Linked DNA regions of Homo sapiens: region 1 is linked to region 2. A link is an interaction called in ENCODE POLR2A ChIA-PET data of the cell type or tissue named here. Cell type or tissue: Panc1. All regions are shown on one strand. Each heading gives the region's core, and the rest is flanking DNA. Links, peaks and the distances in the headings are about the cores only.

Region 1 (16,623 bases), core at 6,035-10,034, 180 kb after region 2:
TGTACTAGATGCTGGGTTTAAAATGATGAATAAGGTGAATAAGTTATCTGCCTTTATGGAACTTGTATCATTGAGCAGAAAATAGATAAGAAGTTAAAATAAATAAGCAACGTCATTCAAATTGGTAGTAAGAGTATTAAGGGGAAAACAAAAGAAGTGAAAATAAGTTGAGACTTGAAGGATGGAAAGTACTAAGCCATCGAAGTTGCCAAAAGAAACAACAGCTTCATCTAGGCCACATCTTTCCCTCTGAATCCTTCACCATAAACCAGAGAAGCTGGACGTTGTAGTTCAAATCCCAACTCTATCTCTTACTAGCTGTGTGAAATTGGGCCAGTGACTTAACTTCATTTTGCCTCAGTTTTTAAAACTTTCAAATGAAGATGAGTTCAGAGGGTCATTTTGAAAATTAAATGTGTTAATTTATATGAAGCAATTAGAACAGTAACTGGTACACTGAGAGCACTTTATAAATAACATATATTTTTATTACCATTTGTACTATTATCATTTTATGAATTTTTAGAAACCCCTCTTAGCAGCAGTATTAACCTTGTTCCTCACCCTAATTTAACTACAAAAATTGGGCAGTAAGATAAAAGGGTGGAAACTGACATTTGCTGTAGGTTTTCTCTGTACCAATTACGATGCTACTAATTTTATGTAGAATAGTTCAATTAACTCTCACAAAAAAATAAATAAATAAAACTGTCTAGGCAGGTGCAATTATGCCCACTAGATTGTAAGTTTCATGATAGCAGCTACTGAGTCTGTCTTGTAACTAACTTTATGATGGTTAATCTTATGTGTCATCTTGACTAGGCATGGTGCCTAGTTGTTTGGTCAAACACCAGTCTTGATGTTGCTGTATTGTTGTTGCTTAAGATATTTTTACATGAGATTAACATTGAAACCAGTAGACTTTGAGTAAAGCAGATCATACTCTCCGTAATAAGAATAGTCCTCATCCAATCAGTTGAAGGCCTTAAGAGAAAGGACTGAGGTGCCCGGAAAAAAAAAAAAAAACAAATCTGCCTTCAGACTGTCTTCAGACTCAGGCTGCAACATCAGATTTTATGAAATTCCAGTCTGCCAACCTGCCCTGAAGATTTCAGCATTGCCAGTCCCTACAATCATGTTAGCCAATTATTTAAAATAAATCTTTCTTTCTATATATATATTTCTAAGATAGATATATAGAGAGATTATATGTAATGTAGATATACATAGAAAGACAGAGATAGAGAGATCTATCTATGTATACACATATATATTTATACATACATCTATCTATACATACATATATGGAGATATATATAGATATAGATATAGATATATAGATAGACAGATAGATAGATAGACACACACACACACATCCTATCAGTCTGTTTCTCTGGAGAACATTGATTAATACAAGTTCCTAGCAATATTTGTTGTACATGAAAGTTAATCAGTAAATATTTGTTGAATAAAAGCATGAACACATATTGGCAACAGCAATTAAATGAATTAATGAATGAATGAGAGGATTAGAAAGTTTGAATGAATTTTTGACTCATATATCTGAACATAGTAAAACTAGAATTCAGACCAATATTTATCTAAATCCAAAGCCATGGCATATCCTCTATTTGAAAATTTCATCTTTTATTAGACCCTAAAAATAAAAAAGCAATACCATCATTATTACAGGTAGGTTAATATCTCCTACTCATCCATATAATTTTCCATACATATCTTATTAGACAGTAAAATAACTACTCAAACTCAAGTCCTCTGATTCTAGCATTTTAAAAACGTTTTTGACTATACTAAGTTACTCGAAATTATTCTCAGTTCTTTCTTCTCCATATTGGGAAAGCTTATTACTCTACTTTTTCCAAAACAAGTCATTTCAGTTGGACCACCACTGAATGGCCTTATGATCTTAGGCATGTGGATCAAATTCTCTGAGCCTCTGGACATTTATAATAATTTCTTTAAAACTGTCTCTATGCACAAAATATTTCATTTGAAAATATGTCAAATTCTCTTTGGATAAAAAAAGTCCAAGTTGTTAGGCCTGCCATAAAAGAATTCTATGACCTGTCTGCTTCTCTTTCTATGTCTCTGGCCATGTCTCACTCAACTTATCATCTTCAATGATAAAAAAAAGTCCTCAAGTTTCTGCAAACAGCATGCTGTTTTTGTTGGTTTGTTTGTTGTCAGACAGGGTCCTGCTCTGTCGCCTAGGCTCTAATGCAGTGGCACGAACACGGCTCACTGCAGCCTTGACCTTCTGGGCTCCAGAAATCATCTTACCTTAGCCTCCTAAGTAGCTGGGACTACAGGCATGCACCACCATGCCCAGCTGATTTTTTACTTTTTTGTAGAGATGAAGTTTGACCATGTTTCTCAGGCTGGTCTCGAGCTCTTGGGTTTAAGTGATCCTCCTGTGTCAGCCTCCCAAAGTGCCAGGATTACTGATAGAAGACACTGCACCCAGCTGCTGTTTTTACCTCCCTTCTTTTTTTTACACTTTATCTGTGCCTAGAATGTTAAATTTAGAGGTCTTATTGTTGCATTGCATGTTTATTTCTTAAAACTTCTGACGGTACTATGTGCTTAGATTTGTGTTCCTTTACTTCCACATAAATGTGTGCACCTCACAAACGATTATGTTATACTGAATTTATTAATCTATATATTTAAATGTTAGATATTATTTATAAGAAATTTGAGTGTAGCGACAATATCCAGTGTATCTATATGCATGGACTACAAAGCACAATGTTAGACATATAGCAATTTAAACATTATTAATTCAACCAAAATAACATTATATTGGCTCGTGTGAAGATTATATATCTTTATCTAGAACAAAAAAAAAACAAAGTTTTAGTACATCCACTTTCATGTGAGATTCAATAGATAGTGACAGACTAGTGTTCCTCTAAGAACAACCAGAAAAATTATGTAAAATGGAAATTATCTGCTTAAGGTTACCAAAAAAGCCTCTACTACAACACGAGCAAGATAATATGCAAATGAGGGAAAGAAACTAGGAGAGGTAAGCTATAGCCACTGGTAGTTGGAGATCATGTGCTAATTCTGGAATCAAGTAAGAGATTCTGAATCCATGTCACACATCAGAAGTGGCAAACTATGATCTGTGAACTAAATGAGGCTGACTGCATATTTTCTATGGCCTACAAATTAAAAATGTTTCTTTACATTGTTGGGTGGTTGAAAAAAACATGAAGGAAGAATACTTCATGAAAATTCTATGAAATTCAGATTTCAGTATCTTTCAATAAAGTTTTGTTAGAATATAACCAGCTAATAACACGTTTAAACATTGTCTATGGCTGTGTTCAGGCTACAACTATACAGTTCAGTAGTTATAACCGTGACTGTAAGCCCACAAAGCCCAACATATTTACCATTTGGTCTTTTACAGAAAGAGGTTGGCAATCTCTAGTTTATGCTTTCAGAAGGCTTCAGATGCACAATAATTATTTTGATAGAAACTTAGGAATTCTCCTACCTACAACCTGATTTGCCTCTAGGTCATTTGTAATATTTTGTGATAACGTATGTGGAAGACTTTAAAACTAGTGGAAAATCTTTATTAAGCAGGGCAAAAGTTTTGACAGTATTGAACACCAAAGGTTAGAATGTGGAGTCCACTGGCAAGGGGAGGAGGAATAGCCATGGAGAGCACAGCACATTCTTAGCTATAAAGCTGGAAGACAGCCAGAGATATACTGGTGTCTTAAGAAACCTGAAGCCAAGCCCCAGCCCAGTACAGTATCTGACTAGATTAAGATGAGCACCTATCATTCTATTGGCCTTTTTAAGGTAAGACACACCCTCTCAGGATAATAAAAACATCATTAGAAGCCTATGTAATTTTTTTAACGATGTCTGCCCTGCAATCAAAACTTAAATATACCAAAAAATGTCATGTGATTTAAAATAATAAAAAAAAACAGAAAATAGTTGAAGAATCAGAGATGATCTAGATATTGATATTAGATAACAAAGACTAACTGAAATGTTTATAGTAAAGTAAATGGGAGAATACAAAAAAAAGATGAAAAAATTGATGAGACTATATAGAGTTTCACCAAATAATTAAAATCTATGTAATATAATAAAATGTGAAGTCTACAAATGAGAAATATCTGAAATTGAGAACATATTATATGGGATTAAGAGGACATATTTTTAAAAAATGCAATAATTTATGAACTAGAAGACAAGTCAAAGAAAATTTCCAAACTGAAATTTAAGAGTAAAACAAATGTAAAATACAATAAATAGCATCAGAGATACATAAATAATACATAAAGGTCAAACATAAGTTTACTTTTTAATTCCAAAAGTAAAAAGGAGAGACAATGAGGCCAAGGAGTACTTTTAAAACTGATGAAAAAATCAACCTATTGATTCAAAAAGCTCTACAAATCCCACGCAAAATAAATGAAAATAAAACTACACTTATGTTCATTATGGTAAATTGCTATGAACCAAAGAGAAATTTTTAAATGCAACACAAATTATGCACTTTTCTTTATATGTGTTATATTTCAATAAAAAGGTTTAAAAATTATAGAGAAAAAATAGGTATTTTATCTCCAACAAAGCAAAAAGCCTGTTCAGTGGATTCTTCAACAGGAATTATAAAAACTGTAAAATATGTAATGATAGCTGTAAAGTCCCAGAAGAAAATAGCTTCCAGTCTAGAACGCTGTGCCCAGTGAAAATACTCTGCAGAGACAAATGTAGAATTAAGATGTTTTCTGACCCAACAAAACAATGAGGGGATTGGTGACCAATAAGTCATGTACTAAAAAACACATTACAGAAAATTTTTCATGTGCTAAGAATATGATCACAGGGAAAAACACTGAGTTAAAGGAAGATGTGAGAAGCAAAGAAAAGGGAAATACATGGGAAAATATAAATGAACATTCCAATAAATTTTGACTACACAAAACTATAATTGTAATGCCTTATGGGATGAAAATATATAAAAAATAAAAATATGTGACAACATTAACACATAAGGGATATAGGTAAATGCAGTTAAAGTATTCTAAGTTTCCTGTATTACTAGGGAAACTTTAAAATAATAATTTATATTGTACTTGAATGAGTCAAGGATACATATTTAATCTCAATGTAAGCATTGAAAACTGTACCTGTACAAATTGGTTACATATGCACTGGGGAAAAAATGTGAAGTAAAAATATTTTATTAATCTAAGGGAAGTAAATAATAAAGAAAAAGAATTATGAAACACCTAGGTCAAATGAAATCAATAAATAAAAATCCAACTAGATTGATATTTACATTAAATATAAATGGACTAAATATTTCAAGTTAAAAACTAATATTTTCAGACTAGATTTACAAATAGAACAAATAAAAACAAGCTACCAAAAATTTATCTTCTGCTTATAAGATGTACTAATATATATATGTATATATACTAATATCAAAGTAGAATAATGCAAAACTAATTTCTAAGACAAAAATAGTGATATTTCATTACAATAAGGGTGACAATCCAATAGAAATGTGTCATAATTCTAGGTAGGTATGCACAATCACACAGATTCAATATGTATAAAAAAATTAAAATGAGAAACAGACAAATTCACAGTTATGATGGAAATATTATAAAACCTTCATTAATTGCTAATAGACAAACAAGCAGCAAGAATATGGAATATTTAAAAATCACAATTAAATGGTAATTATGTATACGTATATATCATCAACATATGCATAAAAGAGACTCTAACAATGACAGAATAAACTAGATATAGTATTATTTTGTCTCCAATTCCTACATCAAAATAACTAAATCAAGGGGGAAGGTATAAAGCAATTTTTGCTTATAGTAAAATTTTACTCAAGGACATGCTTAGACATAGGTCTACTAAATGCACTCAAATAACACAATTTGTAATCTCTCTCATCATAAGAAACATCTTCATTTGCATTTTAACAGCTAACATAAAAAGGTGAACCTATGCCCCCAAAATCTTGCCTGTAGGATAACAAGCACTGTATTCTTTTCTGGCTCCATTACTATAGTTTGAGCTAGGTACAATAATATCTCTAATAAACATGTAATTCAGTTCACATTTTTCTCATCATCTTGTGAATAGTTTAATAAATTTTAAATTATAAGCAGACTCCAAGTCCATATATTATTGGGTTAAAATCCTGGACATTGGAGTCTGACAGATCTAAATTTAAATTCAATTTTGCAACTGGATAACTCGCTCTTGGGCAAATTAGCTAACCTCACCGCAGAATGAAAATAATAATGCCTTTATCATAATGTGATGAAAATTAAATGAAGTAATTTACATAAAATGCTTAGCAGACTGTTCAGCATTTTGTAAATTCAGGGACAACTGTAGCTTATTGTTATCCTTTTCATTGGTTTAGGGCTTGGCAAAACTCATTGTCTTATAGTCTTATATCATTAAATCTCCTTAGGTAGTGCAACTTGGTTATGGAGGGGAGAGTAAGCTGAGTAGGTATGTGAGAGGTACAGCAGAGGATCAAGAAATGTTGGACATTATTTTTAAAAATAAAGCAAACAAGATTGTTGCATAGAAATTGAAAAATGAAGTTATAAAAAGTTATAGTTAATTTAAGCAGCTATAATTATAAAAGTAGAACACTTCATGAAGTCATAGAATGTATTAAAATTTAATTGATACTCATTTTCCAGACTGAACATAGGATATGAATATTAATCTTTCTAAAATATACTATATCCTATTTGGTCAATTTTTACATGGAACAATGTTTTAGTAGACACTGGCAACATCTAGTTCTCAGGCTTTCCTTTATCTACGTTGTCATTATTGAGCAATCTCTCTTCTAATTAAGTTTTTTTATTTGTTTGTTTTACTTCAGATGGGCTTATAACTTTAATCAGCTTTAGATAAAGTGTTATGGGTATCAGAGGCATTGTCTACCTTCAATAAGAAAATGTATATGTTTATTCTTATTCATAATAAACTGAATTAATTGTCTTAATCTTAGAGAGCATCATTTTCACTTTTATTTCCAAGCTCTCTTAGACAAGGATCACTTTATGTGTACATTCACACCTCCCTAAAATCTCAATCCTGTTTGCAGAAATGGGCTATCAATCATATTAATCAAAGCATTTGCAAGTAAAAAAGGAAAAAAAATTGGTATTATACTTATTTCAAGTGCAAAAAGCTAACCAATAGCTTATTGCCTTCATTGTAGAGTTTTGATAGTATAAAATATATATAGATTCACTTTTTTTCTAAAGCCCATTTATTGTATCTCTATGTGTATATTACCTTTTGGACCAACACAAATGATGGATTGAATAATTTTAACTAAAGCCTCAGGTTAACACTCAATAAAATTCTCTGGTTACATTTTTCCACCACTTAACTGTGAATTGAGAATGGCCAAATCATATATAAATATCTGTATCTCCAGCCTAAAATAGTGATGACTGAATAAAAACTGCCCAGCAAAACATTTTAAATGGAAAACTTTCAGGAGACAGAAAATACTTTATTGCCACCTTTATTACTGTCTACTTTTAAGCAATGTGTACTGTTTTATAACACTAGCCAAACATTTTTTTTTTTTTTTTTACATCTCACATCATTTTCTTTTTCTACCTCTCACCCTCACACTGCATTTGCAGAGCTGAAGAAGCAATTAGGAATCAGGCCATTAAAAATTCAGTGGTTTTTCCAGAAACTATCAGAAGAGGGAGAGTGTGAGCCTGAAACTTTATCAACCAGCTAATTCAATTTCCTGTCATTGGTCAACTGGGCACTTAGTAATTTCTCCCAAAATTAGAAAATAAAAAACAAACAAAAGAACGTCACTAGCAGTACTGCATCATTTGGCTACTAATAAGTTATTAATTCGCTCACTTTCTCATATAGCATAGCAACAATATTAATTTATTTCATTTTATTTTATGGGAAGGGTACATGTGCAGGGTGTGCAGGTTTGTTACATAGGTAAACATGTGTCATGGTGGTTTGCTGCACCTATCGACCCATCACCTAAGTATTAAGCCCAGCATGCATTAGCTATTTTTTCTGTTGTGCTGCTTCCCGTCGTCCACAGGCCCCAGTATGTGTTGTTCCCCTCCCTGTGTCTATATGTTCTCACTGCAACAACATTTTAAAATCAGATTTTCAAAATCTTCCATAATAAAAATAACTATTAAATATAGAAAATCTGGGCTAAGCACAGATTTCATTCAGTTCATTCAGTGTTCCCTACCTTGTGGCTATAATAAAACAGGGACAATGCTACCATTTTAATTTGACACATAGTCATTTTCAGATAAATATACTTGTAAAATGGAAGTGATGATAATGATACCTATCTCACAAGATATTTTTAAAGATCAAATGAAATAATAATGATAAATGTGCTTTGCAAAATATAAAGTGTTAGAAAAATAGTAATTATCATCATCAGTGTCATTATTGTTAGTACCATAATTATATACAAGTGAAGTAACCTGTCATCTATGTGATACAGTTTAAAGACACCTTGAAGACACAATGATAAGATAAATTGCCCTAATAGTCTCTGAATTCTTACTATTCATTTGCTATCTACTTAGAAATAAACAAACACACACCATTTGGAAGAAGATGAATTTGTTATTCATTCACATGCTAGTATGAATTATTCACATGCGAGTATGAATTCATTGAATTGGATCATTTTAGTCTTAACTATTACGTTTGTATCTGAGATGTAGCAGAAAATGAGGAGAGGCAATTTTATGGCATGAAACAGTGAGAGATGCATGAGACCTGGTTAATATCCTGTAGAGGACAGCATTCTGTTAGTGGAACAGATGAGAACCCTGTGTAGATAAGAAGAACAGCAACACATGTAATAAAAGAAAAAACTTGTATGGCCTTTTAAATGTTTCTCCAAGTGTTAAAGAAAGAGGCAACTAAGCTAGGGAAAAAAGGGCACCACTGCTTCGACAAAGAAGCACTTATTTTTACTCTTAGTTTGCCCTAACAAGGAAGGCAAATGGTATGACCCAAAGAATTCACTACCACCACCATGAATTTTGCTGCAGTAGATAATCAGGATATTTTCTAACAATACTTATAAAATTAGAGGAAGACATAGTTAAGAATATTGCAAACAAAAAGGAACATTGTGTTTTAGCTAACTATGTGGTATTATGTGTCAAGTTTGTAAAAAGAAGTTCACAGAAAAATATTGCAAATATGCTTTATAACAAAAAAAAAAATGAGGTATTAAGAAAACTTTCTGCCTTGCTTTTCATCTTAAGCTTTGGTTGTGATGAGAGCTTTTGGCACCACACCTGAAGACAGACACCAACAAATAGGACGTTGTTTTTAGTAGACTTTTTCTATCGTGAGGAAAGTAAAGACCATGTTATACAAGAAACAGTTAAAGAAAAGTACATTATATAGTATGGAGAAATGAAGTCATGACAAAGGAAGACAGAGGGATTTACTGTGTTTAAGAAGAGATATTCAATAAGGCAAATGTAAGGAATTATATCTTCATCCACCATTAACTCATACAACAGGAGTATCTCTCCAGGAAAAACGGACCACTGAGCATACTTTATGGAGCATACATTAGGAAGAAATGGCACAGGAGATCTGCCCATGAAAAGAGGAAAGCTTTAAAGACAATAATTGCAAACAAATCTTATCAATTAGATATAAGAAATAATTATCTGAGGTAAGACTTCTGGAACGGTGATTGAGGAGTCCAGTAGACCCTCTCTCTAAATCAGATCAATTTAATCTTAACTACTAGCTGAAAATAACCTTTCTGAATTGTGGGAAGAAAGGAGGAGAGGCAATTTTATAGTATGAATAAGTGAAAGAAAAGCATGATATGATTACAACAATTTATGTTAGAAAAACATAAAATCTCTAGAAATTTTCCTAAGAGCATATATAAAGTGGAGAAACATTTTTTGAAGAATATCTACAAAATCTAGCTAAAAACAGCAAGTCTGTGGCATATCAGCTACTAGCCACTTACTCCACACACCTAGCCCAGTGTGGCAGAAGCTCTGCTCTTGCCTGGTGTACCAATAAGACCAGGTTCTACCTCCCTAAGTTCCCAGCATAATGCTCAAGTTTTTGTTCTTGTTTTTGTTGTTGTTGTTGTTTCCTGGAAGAAACAGACTGCCAGCATTTCTTACTCTCCTGCTTCCTTCCACCAGCTTCCTCTTACCAAAAACCCTGTTTTAGGCAAATGCAGCCAAGAAGTCTGAGTTTCACTTCCCCCAATGAGCCTGCAATTATATATAAAGTGGAAGATCTATGCCAGGCGAAAGATGCCAATCATACTGGGTTTGTGAAATATATAGACTATATAACAATTACAGCATCAGAAAAGGGGAGAGGGAAGATAACTATACAGAAATAAATTTTTTATACCTCACAGAAATTAACATAAATTTGAAGATTCTTATAAGTAATAATTTATACTGTAAACTGTAGAGCAACCACTAAGAAAACACTCAAAAATATTCAGAAATCATTAAAAAGTAAAATGTCAGCTAAGAAAATAGTCATTTTCTGCAAAAAAAAAAACAGAAAATATCTACAGAAAAAGATACAAAATAGATAGAAAAAAACCTTGCAAAATGGCAGATGTAAATACAACCATATCAATAACATCAAAAGTGAATGAACTAAACAATAGAGGCAAAACAAAGAAAAGGAAGAGATTGTAAAATCATATTTTAAAATAATATAAGTAGCACCCAACATATGATATCTACAGAAGACACATTTCAGGCTTAAAGATACAAAGAGGTTAAAGTAAGGAATAAAGATATATCATGTAAACAATAACCATAAAATAGCTGGAGTGGCTATATCGATGCCTGACAAAATAGACTTTGAAACAAAGTTTTCTTCGAAATAAAGTAGGACATTTTATTATGAAAAAGAGTCCATTCATCAAAAAACATTAAAAAGTATAGATATATGTGCACCTAACAGAACCCCCAAATATAAGAAGTAATAGGGGGACAAAATTGAAGGAAGAAATAGACACATCAACAATAAGATTTGGAGACCTTAATATGCCCCCTTCCAATAATAGACAGAACACCTATGCAGAAGATAAATGAAATAGAAATCTTAAAATCTATGATAAACCAATGAGGACCTAACAGACATCTACAGAATTTCCACCCAACCATGGAAGACACAGTCTTCTCAAGTGTATGCACATGATGTAACATCTCCAGTTTAGACCAAACACTAGTCTATAAAACAAGCCTCAAAATTTTAAAACGATTGAAGTAATACAAAGTTTGCTCACCACAATGGAATTAAATTAAAAATCAATAATGAAAGGACATTTTGGAAAGTTTAACATTGTAAAATCAGTTAAAAGAAAAAAGAATAGACATTACAATGGAAAATGGTGAGATAGAGAATACTAAAACTGTAGAGAAAATAAATAAGGCAAAAAGTATATTTTAAAAAGGCATTAATAATATTGACAAACACCATCTAATACCATATTAATTGTGAAAGACTAAACCCTTTTAGTCTCAAATCTTGAACAATACAAGAATGCCTGTTTCGCTATTTTTATTAGATAGTGTACTGAAAGTTCTAGCCTGGGCAATTAGGCAAGGAACAGAAATAAAAGTCATGCAGACTGGAAAAGATGAGGTAAAACTATACGTATTTGCAAATGACAAGATCTCATATGTAGGGGTGAAGAATCCACTGCTAGGGTGAGAAGGGGGGAAATCTGTGATAACTAATAAATGAGTTTGGTAAGCTTATAATATAATTTTACAAAAATAATTGTATTTCTATGAACTCACAAAAAGAATATGACAAATTGAGAAAATTATCTTGTTGACAATGATATCAAAAAGAATTGGAGTAATAAATTTAACAAAAAATGTTAAACTTTTACATTCAAAACTTGAAAATATTATTCAAAGAAATCACAGAAGACCTTAATAGATGTAGCTGCATTCCATTTTCATGGATTAGATAGCAATATTGTCCAAATTTATTTACAGATTCAACACAATCCCTGCCAAATACCAGCTGCTTTTGTTTTGGCTAAAATTAACAATTATATTCTAAAATTCGTATAGAAGTTCTAGCAAACATTGAAGTCCAAATAATCTCAAAAATGAGAAAATTGGAAGACTCAGAATTCTACTTTCTACAACTTACTATAAAGCTATATTAATCAAAACAATGTGGTACTAGAAAAAGAAGAGACATGTAGATTAACTAAATATGGACTCCTACATAAACTTTTATATCTATAAATAGACAATTGATTTTCAAGGGTTTTGAGACAATTTAGTGGGAAAATAATTGTCTTTACAATAAATTTCCCTGGAAAAACTAAATATCTACATGCAACAACAACAAATGAAACTGGATCCCTTTCTTACATCACACACAAAAATTAACTCAAACAATCAGTGGCTTAAATATAAGATAAATTATAAAACTCTTAAAAGGACATGATCTAGTTTGACTATATGTCCCTGCCAAACCTCATATTGAATTATAATCGCCGATATTGGAGGAGGGGCCTGGTGGGAGGTGTTTGGATCATGGAAGTTCATTCCCTCATAAATGGCTTAGCTCCATCCCCTTGTTGATGAGTGAGTTCACATGAGATCTGGTTGTTTAAAGCTGTGTGGTAACCCCCACTCCTCTCTCTCTTGCTCCTTCTGTGGCCATATGATGTGTCTGCTCCCACTTCACTTTCATTGTGAGTAAAAGTTGCTGGGGCCTCCCCAGAAGCTGAGCAGATGCCAGAAACATGCTTGTACAGTCTGCAGAACCATGCATCAATTAAATCTCTTTTCTTTATAAATTTTTCAGCATCAGATATTTCTTTATAGTGACACAAGAACAGCCTAACACAGAACACACAGGAGGAAATCTTTACAATCTTGGATTAGGCAAAGGCTTCATTGACTTGACAACAAAAACACAAGCGACAAAAGAAAAAAAATTAAAATTAGGACTTCACAAAAATTAAAAAGTTTTATTCTGAAATGATTCTATTAATAAAGCTATAAGCCAACCCACAGATTAAGAAAAAGATTATGTCACATATCTGACATAGGGTTTGTGTCAAGAATATGTAAGTATCTCTTGCAAGTCAGTAATAAAAATATAAAGATGCTGAGCATCATAAGTCATTAGGTAAATGCAGGGTCAAACTACAATAATATTTTATACCCACTAAGATCATGGAAATAAAAGATAGACAAATAAGCCATGAAGAGAAAGACAAATAGCACATGATGAATCAAAAGGGTTGATCTCATAGAAGTGGAGACTAGAATGGTGGTCATCAGGGGCTGGAGCATTAGAGGTGGGGGATATGTGGGTGAGATGTTGGTCAAAGGACACAAAATTTTAGGTCAACAAAATAAATAAGTTAAACAAATCTATTGTACGACATAGTGACTATAGTTAATAATATATTCTTTAAAAATGCTGAGTAAATTTTAAATGTTTTCACTACAAAATGGTAACTGTGAACTAATACATATGTTAATTACCCAGATTTACCTATTCAAAATGTGTTTCATCATCGTGTGCATAAGTACATATAATTTTATCTGTCATGTTTTTAAAATAAAAACTAATGTATAAAAGGCAATTATAACACATTGGGGAGGATGAGGAGAAATTGGAGCCCTCAAACTACTGCTGGTGAGAATATAAAATGTTGCAATCCTGTGAAAATAGATTTGGCCATTTCTCCACATGTTAACCACATAGTTATATGACTCAGCATTCCAACCCTAGGTATATACCCAAGATAAATGTAAACATAATGTCCACACAAAAATGTAAACATGAACATCTATGGATTATTAACAGCCCAAAAGTGGAAAAAAATTAAATGTCCATCAACAACAAGATGTGGAATAGAGATACATGCTACAATATGGATGCATCTTGAAAACATTATTATAGGTGAAAAATGCCACTTATAAAAAAATCACACATTATATAATTTTATTTACAAAAAACTGTCCAGAATGAGCAAATCTATAAATATAGAAAACAGATTATTTGTTCTTCAGCTCAGAGGGGAGCGGGGGCATGACTGCTAATGGGTACGGGGTTTCATTTTGGTGTGATGAAAATGCAGAAAAAATAGAATGTGATTAATAGCTACATAACTGTGTATGCAATAAAATCTACTGAATTCAACTGTACACTTTAAATAGAGGAATTGTATGGAATGTGAATTGTATCTCAATAATGCTACTTTTAAGAAGAGTCACAATGAATTAGGTTAAACAAATGAAAATCTAAAACAAGAGCACATGTTAAGACTAGTTTTAATGACCTACAATCAGCAGAATGGAATATCTATTATTTCACATTCACTCAGGGTATTATAAATTCTTATCATTCCTACTAAAATATTATATCCTTTTATTCTCTTTTTGGTTATTTTAAATAATTACTAAATTAAAAATTGTTTTAAGTTACCTTGTTTCAATTCAGAACTTAGCCATAGGCAGGTGAACTTGAAGCATATTTCATGTGTAAGTCTCTGTTATAAGAGGATAATCTTAAGGGGACTTAAGTTGGGTTCCAATAATTTAACTTAAAAAGTTGTTCTCTCAAACAAATTCCAGTGTATTAAGTTGTTCAAATGTCATAGAGAGAAGGTACGTATCATAGAAAGTAATGTATCTATATGCTGGGAGGTGAACGTGATAAACTATTCTGAATACTATACGTAGTTGCTCTGATATCTAAAATTAATCTAATTACTACAGACTAATGGAACAATCAAGGGAGGTTTTCTTTTTCAAATCATATATGATGATATCACTTAAATGCTATTTAATATTTCTTATACAAAAATGTGGTCAGCAAGTTTATTTTGTATTACCATTTCAGGAAAACTGTAAGTTGTTCACATTAACTTGTATGTAACCTCTAATTAGGAAATAAGAACTGTGTTCTAAGTAATTTCCAATATACCTTGGAATAAGACATAGTATAAATTATAAATCAGCAAATAATTTTACCTTGGTATAGTCATTTTCACACTTGTGACTACAGAGAGTTAATGTATTTGATAGAGAAGTTCAACATTCTTTTTTTCATATTTTAATCTAGATTCTAAACTGCTAGAAGATATGGACTATTTATTTCTTGTTCTCTTTATCCTTGAGTCTACCATGTGTCAGCTAAATAATTAATTTTTAAAAATTAAAAGAAAACTATTCAATATAAAAATTTATCCACAATGGAATGTGCTTCCTTGAGTAGTCATGACCTCTTCCATACTGGAAGATAAAATGCTGGATTGGTCAGCCCTTTGCTAGGTACTTGTAAGGAAGGAATCAATCACCTACAGGAAGTTCAGACTACATTAACTCCCTCCCAGTCCTGTGATTTTGTGGAACTAAGTGTATAACACAGTTATTTAGACACACATTTATGTATTTTTTTATTTCTTATTTTTTCCCCAATGCCTTTGCCAGTAAAAATATGCATCATAAGATCATCTAGTATCCTATCTAGAAGATTTGAAATAATGTACATAAAAAGTCCACTGTTCTTATAAAGAGCACTATCAGTTAAAGAAACACAAGTTAGCTGATTCTTTATTACAAAGTTTGAAACATGGGTTGAGGAGAGAGATTTGGGTAGAATGAGATTTCCTAATACAGTTTTTTTTTTTTTTTTTTTTTTTTTTTGAGACGGAGTCTCGCTCTGTCGCCCAGGCCGGACTGCGGACTGCAGTGGCGCAATCTCGGCTCACTGCAAGCTCCGCTTCCCGGGTTCACGCCATTCTCCTGCCTCAGCCTCCCGAGTAGCTGGGACTACAGGCGCCCGCCACCGCGCCCGGCTAATTTTTTGTATTTTTAGTAGAGACGGGGTTTCACCTTGTTAGCCAGGATGGTCTCGATCTCCTGACCTCATGATCCACCCGCCTCGGCCTCCCAAAGTGCTGGGATTACAGGCGTGAGCCACCGCGCCCGGCCCCTAATACAGTTTTAATAGCTGTGTTTGCAACTATATTTCACCATGCAATTTCAAAATCTCAATGTAATGTGTAATTAATTTCATGAAAAGCATTATTATTAATTGAAATAATTTGTACTCTGTAATTTTGCCAGGAGACATAACATGCATATACTTAAATATGTCAGAGGTGAATAGTTACACATTATATATTCATGAGTATTGCATTCCTGTGTTGGCAACAATGGTATTGTACATAATGCATGGGAGCCCAGAAAGACGATTAAGATTTTAAGGAATTAGCCTACAGGTTATCAAGAAATTTATAGAGTAACCTTATGCAATTCAGTGTGGGGGAGTGGACAGATGATTATTTTCAAATAATCTTTAAGAAAGTGAGTTCCCTTTCAACAGAATTGAAAACTAAATGAACCCAGTATGTTATGTTTGAATTGAATGCCAAGCACAACCCATTTATATGAAGAGTAAATGCTTGTATAATCTTTATTATCATTTACAAAAGAGTTGTGAAATATATTACCTTCTTTGAAATCCCCAACAACTCTCTAAGGCTGATTGGTCAAG
Region 2 (16,623 bases), core at 5,823-9,822:
TCAGCAGTGGCATTAGATTCTCATAGGAGTGCAAACCCTATTGTGAACTGTGTATGCATGGGATCTAGGTTGCACACTCCATATGAATCTAATGCCTAACAATCTGTCACTCTCTCCCTTCAGCCCCAGATGGGACCATCTACATCTAGTTGTAGGAAAACAAGCTCAGGGCTTCCACTGATTCTACATCATGGTGAGCTGTATGATATTTTCATTATACTTTACCATGTAATAGAAATATAGTGCACAATAATGTAATATGCTTGAGTCATCCTGAAATCATCCCCTTGCTCTGTCTATGGAAAAATTGTCTTCCACAAAACTGGCCCCTGGTGCCAAAATGGTTGGGGACCGCTGCTCTAAACTGTTGCAAGTACCTCTACATTTAGCATCTTCATTATTCCACATGTTCCCATACTTGCTCAAAATATATTCTAAGGTTATTAGCAAATGTCTCACTGAAATCATGGTGCATGTCACCCGTTGAATAAATCATTATATTATTAGATATAAACAATAAAGCCCAGGAGATTTGTATGAAACACTTTCTCATTAATCAACCTACACTGTCACCTGGAGTTCACAAATGTTTAACAATTTGTTGTTTGTTGCTTTTTTTTTTTTTTTTGAGACAGGATCTCTATCACCCAGACTGGAGTGCAGTGGTGCAATCATGGCTCACTGCAGCCTTGACCTCCTGGGCTAAGGCAATCCTCTTGCCTCAGCCTCCCAAGTAGCTGGGGCACAGGTGTGCATATCCATGTCCAGCTAATTTTTTAATTTTTGTAGAGATGGGGTCTGACTATTTTGTCCAGGCTGGTTTCAAACTCATTTACTTAAGCAATTCTCCCACTTTGACCTCCTCAAGTACTGTGAAACAGGCAGGAGCCACTGTTCCTGGCCAATGTTTATCAATTAATTACCTTTGTAAAGATGCATTGTAGAATGTTTGCCAGGGATCAATATTAGGTTTAAAGCTTGGTGTCTAGGTTGTCTATTTACTAGTGGTCAAACCTTGGATTTATTACTTTACCTCTCCATAGATCTTTTTCAAATGAGAATAAATAGCCTTATATGTTTTGAGGGAACCAAAATTGTTCATTATGTAAATGATATAGAGGAGTGTATACAATAAAGATCTAATATATGTTAGCTAATACTATGTTTGAGAAATGGAGCTATAAATAGAATTTTTTCTTTATACTCTATTATAATTTATTAATAATTATAAACCATTTTTATAGGGCAAAGACAATTTTTAGAAATTAAGATGTAGCAAACACAAGAACACAGTCACAAAACAGTATATTAAATAAATTATGTCTAAAAGCTTCACATCATAAAAGACAGGATAGATTGAAATTGCATCCAATTAAAAGATCAATAGACACTTCACTGATCAATTCTTGCTGAAAAGAAGAACTTGCACAAAACTATAAATTGGAAAGTAAATTTAGAGCATAATTTGTGGAGGCTTTTGAATGTGAGGAGTTGTACGTTGTACTTAATTTGATGCAGTTAGGGAAGGAGCATACGTTTTGAACCCAATAATACATTTGCGAGACAAATATTCATGTCAGGACACAGGAGCAGGGATACCACATCACATGTTGCAGCAGCCCACAAGAGAGTAATTCACATCTATACTGGAAGTGTCAGTAATGAAAATTAGAGATCAACCTTCAGAGACATTTCAACTCAGACTCTGTATCTTGTCACATAAGGATAGCAGAGTAAGGGAGTCAAAATGTATAATACTTTTTAAACATTTATTAAGGAGTTTTCTAAGTGCCTTGCTAAGTGCTTTACATTGTTTGATACTTTAATCTTTATGAAACCCCTTTGATAGGGCTTACTGTTATCTTCTTCGTGTTACTTAAAAGGAAACGGAGTCCTGTGTTTTGGATGTGGTTTGTCACCTCCAAGACTCAAGTTGAGGCCTGGTTTACAGTGCACAAATGTTGGAAGCTGGGGCCTAGTAGGAGGTGTCTGGTTATGGGGTTGGATCCCTCAAGAATAGATCTATGCCATGTCTATTGAGTTCTTGTTCTCATGGGAATGAATTAGTTGTCATGAGAGTTGATCGCTATAAAGTGTACCCAGTTTATAGTGTGTGTTTCTTTGCATACATTTGCTCACCTTTCTGCTTCTCTGTCATGTTGTGACACAGTATGGGCCTTCATCAGAAGTTGAGCAGTTGCCAATACCATGCTCTTGGACTTTCCAGTCCCCAGCATCATAAGTCACGTAAGCTTCTTTTCTTTATTAGTCACCCAGTCTTGGGTATTCTGTTATAGCAACACAAAATGGACCAAGAAACAGACCGCTTGACAAATGTAGTATGTTGCTCTAGACTATGCAGCTAATAAGTGATAGAACTCAGAGGTAGCCCTGGACAATATGAATTAGGGGTCTAGAAACTGTGCTTAATAAATTATTCAGCGTATACTACTTCTTGACCCTAAGGAACCAGGCCTAGTGGCTAAATAAATCCAACAAAGAAGGGCATCACAGGTGCTGCTTTGAGTAGGATAGCATAAATTTGTTTTGCACATCTTGACTTTAAGATTTCAGTGCGCATCAAACCAGAATTTCCAATTTAGCAAATAAAAATACATGATATCCAATTTAATTTGAATTTCAGATAAACAATGAGTATTTTTTAGTATAAGTACATCCTGTGCAATATTTATCAAATGTTTATATTTAACAAGTCCTGTATTTTTTCTGGCAACCCTAGTTCAAAGTGAATATGTCTGATTGGTAGTTGGGAAATTAGCTCCAACGGTTTTAAGAAGAACAAGGATTAGAACTATAAAGTTAGGTGTTGTTAGTTACTAAATTGCACGTGTGTATAAAGGTCTTGCTGCCTGCCAGGTCCTGTGTTAGGTGCTGCAAAGAGGTGATAGTTGAAATAAATAGATAAAACCCGTGAATCAAAACATATAGCAAAAGCAAAGCAAGAAAGCAAATAGAGAAACACTGATTTTCAAAAACATTTTAATGGGTAAGAAATGGCCACAAAATCAGAGGAAGAAAAGATATAAGGCTTGAAGCACAGGCAGAGTTGATATTCCATAAAATCTAGTGAGCATGTTGGCAGAGCCAAATGCCTCATAATATTGATGAGGATGAGGCCCAAGAGAAGGTCATTACATTTGGAATTTATCTACTAAGGCAGACGGTTGCCTGAAGATAGTGACTCATTGTGCTGCTATGAACAAAATCTTGCAACATTAAATACATTTACACTGTAAGCACATTTTTTTCTCTCCATAAAAAAAAAATTATGAGATACTGGATCTGATTATATGACTATGAAGGAACAGATCTGTAGAAAGCCAAGGACAAAGATCAGTGATTTAAAAATAATTGCACTACGAGCAAATATTTAAATTAGTGTGTTTCTGTTTGTTTTAATGCAGATGGACAGACAGAAAAACTAATTAAAGTTGAGGAAGGCATAGTGACTACAGAGTAAAGAAACCTAAAACTTATCTATATTAGTTTTCTATTACTGCGTAACAAATATAATATATATTTAACATATATATAATATATGTAACAAAATAACAAATAAGAGGCTTAAAACAATTTCAATTTATAGCAATTTTAACTTCAACTTCTCTAACTTTAAATCCTTGAATGCAGGGGCTTTGTCTAATAAAATGCTCTCGTAAGACTCAACTGGAATCCTCATGTGCGTATTGGTAATATTTATTGGGAAAGGGAAGGGGATTTACCCTTTCTTTAGAAAAATCATGACACTATCATCAGAGATATTTTTAAACTATATCAGCATACCATATATGTTAAGTTAATTTCAATATTATTGTGTTATAAGAATTTTATCTTAAGTACAATAACAGCTGCTATGGCTCACCAGGTAAATACCTGAGATGTTTCCTGGCCACAAAGAATGAAATAAGCTGATATGAAGTGTCCACTTATTTGTGGTCTCCAATTTAAATTAGAGAAGGCAGGAAATAGTTTAAGAAAAGTAATTGTTACTATTTTGTGTTAGAGGAAAAATAACACAGTCTTAGAACTTTACAGGACTGGTTTTGATATAAGTTCAGATCTTTGTAAATATGTTTACTGTTATTTACAGGAGATGGTTTTAAAAGTTTAAGAAAATCCATACATAACTAGAATTTATAAGATAGATAAGTTAGTAATTAAAGTACTGCAAAATTATTTGTTTGAAGAATGGGTTCCAAAAAATCATTAAAAATTCCAACCCTCATTCTATGCTAAGTGTAAAATACTAATCATTGTTCTTATTAATATAATAAGTAATCATTATTTATCATATATGATTTACCAGATACAGGGCTGAAAATATGTGTGGTGTGGTGTGTATGTGTGTGTGTGAGAGAGAGAAAGAGAGAGAGAGAGAGAGAGAGAGAGATAGCTGTCATATCTATCTTATGAGATCAATGTTAACATTCTCATTTTACAGTTGATGGAACTAGAGCTAAGAATAATTTAAGTAACTTTCTTAAGTAGAGTCATGTGCCACTTAACGACAGGGAAATGTCCTGAGAAATGTACCATTAGATGATTTTGTCATTGTGCAAACATCACAGAATGAACTTACACAAACCTAGGTAGTATAGCCTACTACACACCAAGGCTATATGGTATAGCCTATGGCTCCTAGGCTATAGACCTGTGCAGCATGTTACTGTACTGAATACTGGAGGTAACTGTAACACAGTAGTATCTGTGTATCTAAGCATATCTAAACATAGAAAAGGTATAGTAAAAAAAAAATTACAATTTCATAATACACTGTTATATATATGGTCCATTGTTGTCCAAATATTGTTATGTGGCCTGTACAGAGCTAGTAAACTATGTTTCCTATTCCATGAATGTACATACCTAGTAAATAGTGGAATTAATTTAAAGTCTACATATGATTTCTGTTCAAAATTTTGTAGCATTCCATCCTTTGTATAGCAGATGGTGCCCTTTCATGATTATTGTTTTTAGCAATTCATAGCTCAGAAAAGAGAGTCAAAAATGTAATATATATGTATATGTATATATACTCACATTATTCATAGATGTGTATATTTTTGCATTGCTATATTTTGCATACTTCTCATATAAAACATTCTGTACTTATTTCAGGGTACTCAAAGTAGGTCTGCTCTACACTAATTAGTCTACTAGGAACATAAATTAGCAATGCTGTTCAGAGGATTGATAAAAAGAAAACAGATATATGTGAGCAGTATATAATTTTCTACATAAATGTTGTAAGTAATGTTAATAATAAAATGATCTTTATTTAAAAGAATGTATATATGGATTCACTGTTTACCTCACCTCAGCATTCATTGAGCACTTCCCACATACAAGACAATGTATTTGTCCCTGTGGAGGTCTGCTGCCTTCATTGAAGCTAAAAATCTAATGGGAAGTCAAAAACACTTATAAATTATTTTATGTACTTGGAAAAAGTAAAATAGTTCTGCAGGAGAGAGCAGTGACCTCCAGCTGAGTTTACTGGGGAAGGCATGGCAAAGATGATGATCTATCAGCTGGGTCTTAGAGGATTTCAGCAATGATGAAGAACATTCACAGTAGAATGATTTTTTTTTCAAATTCCCAGTAGATTTTTTTTTCAAAAATGCAGAATTAAGTGTAGGGCATTCATAGAATAATAAATAATTTGGTTTTTATGTAGATACGAAAGTCTGAGCGAGATGATAAAACTAAATGAATCAGATGAGTCAAAGTTGGGGAGAGCCTCAAAAATATCAGTTTGTCATGTTTATATGTTCCTAAGAGTAAGGGGAATACAGTAAACCTTTTCTTCAGTGGGAAAGTAAGGTAATCAGACTTATGTTTTACAAACTTAAATCCAGATATGAAGTAAAAAACAAACAAGTTAAATTGAATATAGAAATGGAATTGAATAGGCAGGAGGCTATTGAAAAGACTCATTGTAGTTATTTATATGATGCATATTATCTATTTTTTTAAATTTACAAATGAGGAGGTAGAGTCCCAGAGAATCTTAAGATGCATAGCTAGTATTGGGTGAGAGTCAAACCAGTTCTAACCTTCTAGTTCTGTTTGATTATTATATTGATATTTCTTTCTCTTCAAATCTTTATTTTGAGCAATTTCAAAGGTGTCTGAGTAACTTAACAGCTATGTTTAAATGTAGACATGAGGTTGTTATGGTATTACCCTAAAGGTTCAGAAATATACAGATTCGGACTTAACACTCACATTTTCTCCATGTGAGTTTCCTCAAGTAGGGAGTTAATATAACTTTCTCCCTAAGGCAAGTAAGTGTGGCCAAGTAAGAAAAAAGTGACTGCATTATTAATAGTTAAAACTGGCAGTCAATAGCCCCCTATGTAGAGATTTATAATTGAGGAATTAAAAATGTAACTTGGAGCTCAGCAGGGCTTCCTGTTCCTCCAGCTCACCATCTCACACTCTCCTCACAAACTGCAGATCAAGTCTTAAGTCCATCCAACCAATTGCAAGAAAGGAGATGGTATAAGTAAAAGAAAAGCTCTTGTCTTGAACTGCTTACCTCTTGGAAAATGTTAGAGCCCTGCACTCGGTCAACATTTAAGTCACAATAACATCATCCATTACCTGTTTGACCCAATTAATGTCTTGAGCTTCAAGCTATCACATTGACAATATCTTTCTTTGAAAATAAAAATATAGAGTAAGGAAAGGGCAGAATTTATGGGAGAGGGAATGATTGCCACTTTCTTCTACTTTTGTCATAGGAATATACTGAAACTAACTGTATTAGTCAGGGTTCTCAAGAGAGCCAATAAGTGTATGTTCTCAAGAGAGCCAATAAGTGTATGGGTGTGTATATATATATATATACATATACATACATATATATACACACACACATATATATACTCTGTATACATGTATATGTGTGTATATCTATATATATATATATATACACACGTGTGTGTACAGATGTGTGTGTATATATATTGTTTAACAGTGAGGATATATTCTGAAAAATGCGTAATTAAGTAATTTTTTTTGTATAGACATCATAGAGTGCACTTACACAAACCTAGATGGTATAGCCTACTATACATCCAGACTATATGGGATAGCCTATTACTCCTAAGCTACAAACACATACAGTATGTCACTGTACTGAATACTGTAGTCCATTGTCACACAATGGTAAGTATTTGTGCGTTTGAACATATCTAAACATAGAAAAGGTAGAGTAAAAATATGGTACTATAATCTTGTGGGACCACCATCATATGTGCAGCTCATCACTGACTGAAAGTTGTTATGAAGCACATCACTATATGTGTGTATATAAACAACTTTCATTATATGTGTGTGTATATATATATATATATATATATATATAAAACTTTCATTATATAAACAAGTGTGTGTGTGTGTGTGTGTGTGTGTGTGTATATATATATATATATATATATATATGGAGAGAGAGAGAGAGAGAGAAAGAATGAGAAATAGATTTGTTATAAGACATTGGCTAATGCAACTGTGAAGGCTGAGAATTTCCAAGATCTGTAAGCTGGAGATCCAAGAGAAGGTAGTTCCCGTATGAATGTCTGCAAGCTTGAGACCCAAGATGAGCCAAATTTTTCAGTTTGAATCAGAAGGCAAGGAAAGATCACTGTCCTAGTTCAAAGTAGTCAAGCAGAAGTAATTCCTTCTTATTTAGCCTATTTGTTTTATTCAGATGTTCAACTGACTGGATGAGGTCCACACTCATTAGGGAGGGCAACCTACTTTACTCAATCCATTCAAATATCAAGCTCATCAAAAACACCCTCACAGAAACACTTAGAATAAAGTTTGACTAAGTATCTCGGCATTCCATGGCCCAATCAAGTTGACACAAAAAATTAACCATCCAAACTTCTTTTTTGTTGTTGTTGTGGTTGTTGGCTTAAGCTAGACATCTGGGAGTCCTTATAGACTGATTCCTCTCCCTCACTCTGAAGTTAAATCTGTTGCTTACTTCATTGTATCTATTATTTTCAAATATCTCTTGAATCCAGTATACGCAGTCACCACCACTGCCATTGGAAAGGAAATCAACCTTTATTTTCACCCTACTGTATGTTAGAAACAATGCTCTTGAAGTTCCAATTTCATTAACAGCTTGATTTTTTTTCCCTGATACAAAACTCAAGAGACAACTATACCAGACACAGAAGGAAATAATGATTTTCATACTTTCTGAACTAAGTTCATTAATTCAATTGTTCGTGAAATTTTAATAGTCAATTTTTACCCTTCTTTATCTTTAAAATATAGTGGTTTTAGACATGTTCAAGCAACAGAGCACTTAGAGAAATAATATACCATGAGTGGAATATTATGACACATATTAGACCTAACCCTATTTGACTCTAAAATAAGAGATAAAATATATTTGAGTTTAAATGAATATCTTTGTATGACAGATTCTAATGTAGGTAGGCAGGAGCATGCTCCAAATATTTAACAAAAATGTATTATTGGGACCATTATATCAATTAAAACATTTCAAATTTATCATTTGTTAAATTTGGAACATGACCATTCTTCGATTGGAGTGACAGGAAAAGCTTAGTGTCACTTGCATCCTTCAGAACATATCATGAGATACTTTTTTGTACTACATCCCATGTGTACATTAAACATAAGTGAAAGGGAAAATGTGCCATCTAGAATTAACTTCTTAATTATATTATAAATCATAATCCTTTCAATTTCCAAGTTTCTGACACCAACGGCCATTTCCTAAAGATCATTCATGTGTTATTACATTAGTTAGTTGAGAAAATAGAAGCAGATAACACTTCACTGGATAGTGGCAGAGAAATTGACCAGTGAAATTTCATTCTAGAGCTACTGCACTCAGTCAAAAACAGCTTAAGCTAAGTGATTCTCAAATGCACCGATCTATGTTGGGTATTTCCCTTTACATTGCATAATGCCTTAGCCTATTTGGGATACATTCGAGCAGAGTCAAAGGAAAACTTGAAGTTTTCAAGCCAAGAGTCACTGAAATAAGATAGGAAATGCATCTGTTGATCCATCTTACTCTGCTACTACACTACTATTAGCCAGCCTTACACGCCTCAAGTCACAAGGAATTACTGTGATTTTGGCACAAAATTTTTAAAATTTTTAAAATTTTGTACCAAAATTTTAAATTTCAGCTCCACTTCACTATTTTTCTAAATTTCAGCTCCACTCCATTATTTCTTATTATGAACATTTATTAATATTCCAAAACTCTAAAACATTGCTTAAGCAGGATAAAGTGAAAGAATTTCTGGGTACAGGAATCACCTGAATAGAGAATTTAAGAGAGGTAGACTTAAATACAATAATTTCTTCACCAATGTTACAATGATCTTTATACCCAAACTAAAGGTTCTTACATTTTCCTTCAGAAACAATGATCTTTTTATTTTATTTGCATACTTCATAAAGATGCAAGATATGTGCATACTTCAGAAGCATAATAGGGACATAGCAACAAATATAGGCTTTGGAGACTCAATTACTTCATTACAGGTTAGAAAACTATAGCTTATAAAGTCAAAGAATATACCTATGGTGATACTCTTGCTTAGTTAGTGTTGGAACTAGAATAAAATCAAACTCACTTTAAGTCCATTTTAGTTTTCAAGGGGAACTCAAATAAGTCAATGCTCTTAAAGTGTGGTCTCTAGATGAGCAGCATGACTGTCAACACTGAAAACATGTTGGAAATGCAAATTCTAAAGCCCACTCCAGAAACTCTTGGGGTGATGGTACCTGAAAATGTATTTTAAGCCCTTCAAATGATTCCAACATAAGCTAAAGTTGAAAACTACTGAAATAGTCTCCAGATTCTGTGAAAGTATAAAAATATAAAGTTGCCAAATGTAAAATATTGATTTTCATAGTTTATATTGGGTTTATATGATTATTATATTCTTGACAGATAAGGGGGAAAATGCAGCAAGATTAAGTGGCTCACCAAAGATCATTTAAAATTAATTTAATCACTGTGGGTAGGACTGGATCATGTTATCTGGTTAACTATGCTCACTAAATAATGTTTCCTTCTTCTTCTCCATAGGCAATATAAACAGAATGGTTAAAGGATTTAAGAAGTGTTTGGGAAATAAAATCAACAGGAGTGAGTGACTGATGAGTTGAGAAAAGTGAAGGAGATGATGCCAGCGATGGGAATAATGAGTACCTTGGGGATGGAGATGAAGGAGCTTTTAATTTTTTGAACTTTGTTGTTTGGGGATGGAGAGTATCTCAAATTTAAGAGTTTATTGACAGATATACAGAGCATATGTTCCAGTCAGCCCTCAGAAATGTCAGTCTCCCTTCCATTGTCCTAATTTCTGCACTCATTGCCTCTCATTTGTCTGGACTAGCTTCCTCGCTAGTGTTCCTGCCTCCAGTTTTTATCATGTGTGATATGGCCTGCATATAATTTCAGATTAGCTTTTCTGATGCATAAACCTAATCACATCACCATCCCCTGCTCAAAATTCTTCCATCACATCCCAACACTTTCCCTCCCCTAGCAGGCAAAGTGTCCAAACTGCATTTGAAACCCTCTACTGTTTGGACATTTTTCATCTCCTAGCCATATCTGTTGCAACAATATAATGTGAGTTGTCTATTCTATGAAAATTATTGTAACTCAAATATATTTTTCCCTTAAATAAAGCCTATAGAGGAAGACAATGATTGGGATCAGTAATAGCTGTTGAAAAGCAAAAGCTCAACAGGTGATAATGAACAGGAGAGAAAGAGAATCTTAGGTCCTGGGATAGATATTCACATCAAGGGTCATCATTTTTCAGGTGTCAATGTGTCGGCTGATGCTGGGTGGTGCCGCATAAACCCTACTGGCTGATTCTACTCCTTATTTCATGTTTTAAGAAATTAATTGTTAAAAACATTTCAACTTTTATTTTCGATTCAGAGGGTACATATGCAGGTTTGTTGCATGGATATATTGTGTGATGCTGAGGTTTGGGATTCAGATGATCCCATAGCCCAAGTAGTGACCATAATACATAACAGGTAGTTTTTCAGCCCACACACCTTTTCTTTCTTCCCACATCCGGTAGTCCCCCAGTGTCTATTTTTCTTATCTGAATATCCAAATGTACTCAGTGTTTAGCTCCCACTTATAAGTGAGAACATGCAGTATTTGGTTTTCTGTTACTGCGTTATTTCACTTGAGATAATGGCCTCCAGCTGCATCCATGTTGCTGCAAAGGACATGATTCCACTTTTTTATGGCTGCATGGTATTCCATGGTGTATATATACCATTTTAAATTCAGCCTACCATTGACACACACCTAGGTTGATTCTATGTCTTTGCTATCCTGAATAGTGCATCTGAGTACATGTTGTCTTTTTGGTAGACTAACTTATTTTCCTTTGCATATATATCTACTAATGGGATGGCTGGGTTGAATGGTGGTTCCGTTTTAAGTATTTTGAGAAATCTTCAAGTTGCTTTCTAAAGTGGCTGAACTAATTTGCATTCCCATCAACAGTAAATAAGCATTTCCTTTTCTCTGCAGCCTCGCCAGCATCTGTTGTTTTTTGACTTTTTAATAATAGCCATTCTGACTGGTGTGAGATGACATCCCATTGTGGTTTTTATTTGCATTTCTCTGATGATTAGTGTTTATGAGCATTTTTTTCATATATTTGTTGGATGCTTGTATGTCTTCTTTTGAGAAGTATCTATTTATGACCTTTGACCATTTTTTAAAGAGGTAATTTGTTTTATACTTGCAGAATTGTTTAAGTTCCTTATAGATTCTGAATATTAGACCTTTGTCAGATGTACTGTTTGCAAATATTATCTCCCACCCTGTAGGTTGTCTGTTTACTCTATTGATTTTTGTTTTGTTTTGTTTTGCAGAAGCTCTTTAGTTTACTTAGGTCCCACTTGTCAATTTTGTTTTTGTGGCAATTGTTTTTGGGGACTTAGCCATAACTTCTTAGGAATTCTTGACATTAGCCAAGGCTGATGTCAAGAAGGGTATTTTCTTGGTTTTCTTCCAGAATTTTATAGTTTGAAATCTTACATTTAAATCTTTAATCCATCTCAAGTTAATTTCTGTAAACCATGAAAGGTAAGGGTCTAGTTTTATCTTTCTGCATTAGCCAGTTATCCCAGCACAATTGATTGAATATGGAATTCTTACCCATTGGTTAATTTTGTCAACTTTGTCAAAGATAAGATGGTTGAAGGTATGTGGCTTTATGTCTGGGTTCTCTATTTTGTTCCATTGGTCTATGCCAATGTTTTTGTACCAGTACCCAGCTGTTTTGGTTACTGTAGACTTCCAGTATAATTTGAAGTCAGGTAATGTGATGCCTACCCCTGGCTTTGTTCTTTTTGTTTAGAATTGCTTTGGCTATTTGGGCTATTTTTTGTTCCATAGGAATTTTATAATTTTTTTTTTTCTAATTCAATGAAGAATGATGTTGGCAGTTTCATAGAAATAGCATTGAATCTATAAATTGCTTTTGGACTGTATGGCCATTTTAACAACTTTTATTCTTCTGATCTATGAGTATGGGCTGTTCCTTTTTTTCCAGGATTAGATAGAGTCTAATAATAGTCCAATTCTAAAATAAAAGTTATTATAGGTAAGACCATGACATTTCCTAACACTTGATTTTAATACATTACGGTAATTTTCTAAAACAACTCAGAGGAACCCATATTTACATTAGGCAGAGTATTTATGAAAAAATCTGGCACCAGGTGTGTGTGTGTGTGTATATATATAATATATATATATACACACATATATATATATTATATATATACACACATATATATATTATATATATATACACACATATATATATTATATATATATACACACATATATATATTATATATATATATACACACACATATATATTATATATATATACACACATATATATATACACATACACACACATATATATACACGCACATATATATGCACATATATATACATATATACACGTGTGTGTATGTGGTGTGTATATATATGTGTGTGTGTGTGTGTGTGTGCATGTACGTATCTCAAGATTATATGTACTAAGAAACAGGTTGTATATCTTAATAGCAGTACTAGAGTAAAGAGTTTCAGGTTTGGATTTATAAATGATTTTCAACGTGTGGGGTTTGGAAAAGGAGCAGACATCTCGTTTTCAAAACCTGAAGTTTTTCTCAGGACTGAAGTCAAAATCATAACTGCCACAGAGGGAAAAGGGAAGTTTTTTGCACTTTAATTGTTCATCTGAGTCCAAAAGTCCAGTATCCCTGAGATAGGAACCACTCTAATAAGAAGGTAGTGAACAGGTTTCTCCCAAAGGAAGATTGTTTGTTGCTGAATTATGTCTACTGCCCTGATCATCAGGTATATACTTTGCATCTTCAAACTTAATGCTTGGCAGCACCAAGATATTTCAGTAATGGTTCATCATAAACCCAATATTCTCCATCTTTATGAAATAACCTTGTCTCCCACTGAATTTCTTTCTCTTTCCCTCTTTCCTTTCTTGGGGTTCTGCTCTTTTATTCAAGCCTGTGCTTTGCTTCAGTTGCTGATTTTTAAGTTGAAAGTGACATCCTTCCAAAGGCTGCGGGATTCTTACTTGTTCTGATCTTCTAGCTTCATCACTTTCTTCTTGATTACAGGCAACTTCTTGGTATCTGCAAAGGATGTATTTTCCCATGTTGCATATTTTGCATACATCAAACCATTCCATTCCCCTTCAGTTGAGCAAAAAGACTTCTTGTCACTTGGAGAAAAAAATCTCAGCAGTAATTTTGTGCTTCTTGCCCACATAGAAGGGTTTAGTATGGAAGATGATATTTGCACTCTAGCCTGTTTGGAACAATTAATACAACATTCTCCACCTAATTTCACCCAGGACCATGTGAGGATAGACCTTCCATAGCCATTGAGGAATGTGAGAATGTAATGTTCATCATAGTCTAGACATGAGACACAGCCCTGCCCTATGTTGTGAACACCAATTGACATCCCAAGGAATTTTGATTTGGCCCAGACATGAGCAGTGAATTGTATCTTCTTGTTAAAATACTCAACATAAAAGGCTGAAATGGGTGGATGATGGGAAATCTGGTCAGCCACGAATGTTACAGTATTTTTGGAAACCCAGGGAACTGGTCTTTCTGAAACTAGTTTTGTGTTCTCTTCAGTATCATTTGGTAGTGTCCAGTGACACTGAAAAATCTTGCCCAAAATGGGACTGTATGGCTTTTTGGCAACTGACCCTTTCCTTCTTGCATGAAAGGCTGAGAGGTATGATTTCACAACCAGAACCATTCTATCCTTGTGATCCTTCTAGTCACTAATGGACACAAACAGGTCCCAGTGTGCAAAAAGTCTGCCTACATTTCTAAAAGAGATGTTCTTTCAAGAATAAACCTTGGAAGAACTACCTTAGTAAGATCCATCCCAAGCCTAACCTGTGACAAGAGATGCATGATAACGCTCTTGTGCTCCCTGCGGACCCCGCCTACACATCATCATCTCTACTGTCATATGAATCAAAAAGGTCAGCATCACTTGTTCCATTGGACATGGAAGAATTAAGTGATTCTCTAGTATCTGGATGTTTTAGACTATTTCCTGAGCTGCTGCTGATGTAATTACCTACAAATCTTGATTGAACAATTAAAGTCTTTTGATGACAAGCTTCAAAACTACAAAGAAGATGAACAGAGAAAGAAAATGGAAACTCTCAAAGAAACAACAAATAGCATAGTAGAATCAGCTAAACACTGCATTGTGTTGCTGCACATTGCTAAAGGGTAATGCAGAAAAGCACGCAGATGGAATAAGTACTATTAATCCTGTAGATGCAATCTATCAACCTAGTCCTTTGGAACCTGTGATCAGCACGCCTTCCCAGATTGTTACTTCCAGAACCTGTTCAGTTGTGTAAGTCAAAACAGCAGCATCCATCTTCCCTACCAGTTGGACCTGTGTTGGCTACCTTGGGACAGCATAAGACTCTTACACCAAATAGTACAGGCAGTGGCCATTCACCACCGAATAGCAGTCTAACTTCTCCAAGCCATGTGAACTTGTCTCCAAATACAGTCCCAGAGTTCTCTTACTCCGCTAGTGAAGATGAATTTTATGATGCCGATGAATTCCATCAAACTGGCTTATCCCCAAAGCACTGGATAGATTCTTCTGGATCTGCCTCAGTCCTGATACACAGGAGCTTGGGTGTTTCTTCTTACATTTGTATCTTTTTTTAATTTCTTTCAGTGGAATTTTGTAGATCTCCTTGTAGCGATCTTTAACCTCCTTGGTTAGCTGTATTTCTAAGTACTTCATTTTTTTTTTCTCTCTATTGTAAATAGGGCTGTGTTCTTCATTTGGCTCTTAGCTAGAATATTATTGGTATATAGCAATTCAACTCATTTTGTACATTGGTTTTGTATCCTGAAACTTTGCTGAATATGTTTATTAGTTCTAGAAGCATTTCTGCAGAGTTTTTAGGATTTTCTAGATATAGTATAGAATCATATCACCGGCGAAAAGAGATAGTTTGACTTTTCATATTTGGATATCTTTTATTTATTTATCTTGCCTGATTGTTCTGGAGAACTAGACAGCCACAAAATAATAGTAACAGGCTTCAAGACTCTACTGACAGTGTTAGACAGCATCAAAGCAGAAACCTAACAAGTAAGTCCTGGACTTAAATTTGACACTCAACCAATTGGACCTGATGCTACTTTTCTTCCACCTATTGTATGGAATCAGTCTACCTCAGCTATAGTGCAAATTTTGGTGAGCTTACCAATCTTTTTTCAGCTGTAAGATTGACAGCAAAAGCTTGCCAATGTCCTCAACCATTTATTTCAGAAGACACAGACCACACAGTGCTTATATTAGAAATCATGCCCAGGAAATGATTTCTGAAAAATAATATTTTGATCAGATACATGTAAACAGATGATATGCAGAGCTGGCATGACTGGATCACAGAAGGCTGGAACAGTTGTAGAGGAAGTTAAATGAAAGTAAAATAATCAATTGTTTATGTTAGTGTTGCATGGAAGTAACAGTATTAAAGTTTTTCTCTTCATATTATGCACAGATTGAGCAGTAGCTGATAGTCTTAACCAATGAATCAATTAACTGGGGATACTTATTCGTACATTTTCAACTAAAACTTGTTGAATATCTCTCATATGTCAGAGGCAGTGTAGGCAGTAAGATATAGAGGTAATTAAGACCTAGTCATCTCTGTTTCAAGAAGATGAATTTCTAGAGGAAAAATCAGATAGATTACAATTCAAGGTGATATGTGTGAAAGTGAAAAACTGTACACATTCTGTGTGGGCACACAGCAAAGGGGAAATTAACTGCATGAAGTCAGAAAAGGGTTCACAGAGAAGGCAGCATTTTAACCCAGACCTATATAAACTGGCGTAGTGAAAGATAATGGGAGGTAGAGTTGAAGAGAATGGCAAAGCAGGAAAATAATATATGTTCTAGTCTTAGAGAATAGCATGTACAAAAGCATAGGGTGAGAAAATTATAGGTTA

What was found. Peaks named below come from ENCODE experiments on the same cell type or tissue, not always from the same donor. Only the 100,000 strongest peaks of a DNase experiment are listed, where the experiment ranks them.
Region 1: POLR2A ChIA-PET joins it to region 2 with 5 read pairs; 2 of 35 experiments call an interaction of 5 or more read pairs at or near these places.

What each region holds. Positions count from the first base shown.
Region 1 is chr11:91,283,023-91,299,645 of GRCh38, forward strand. No RefSeq gene overlaps it. Among named protein-coding and RNA genes, the nearest start is that of LINC02748, 130 kb to the left of the region's middle. In Panc1, for the core only: no CTCF peak of the experiment used is centred there; no DNase peak of the experiment used is centred there.
Region 2 is chr11:91,101,255-91,117,877 of GRCh38, forward strand. It overlaps the pseudogene OSBPL9P2 and the pseudogene OSBPL9P3. Among named protein-coding and RNA genes, the nearest start is that of LINC02748, 48 kb to the right of the region's middle. RefSeq lists a silencer at 2,169-2,370. In Panc1, for the core only: no CTCF peak of the experiment used is centred there; no DNase peak of the experiment used is centred there; H3K27ac peaks cover 1,850 bases.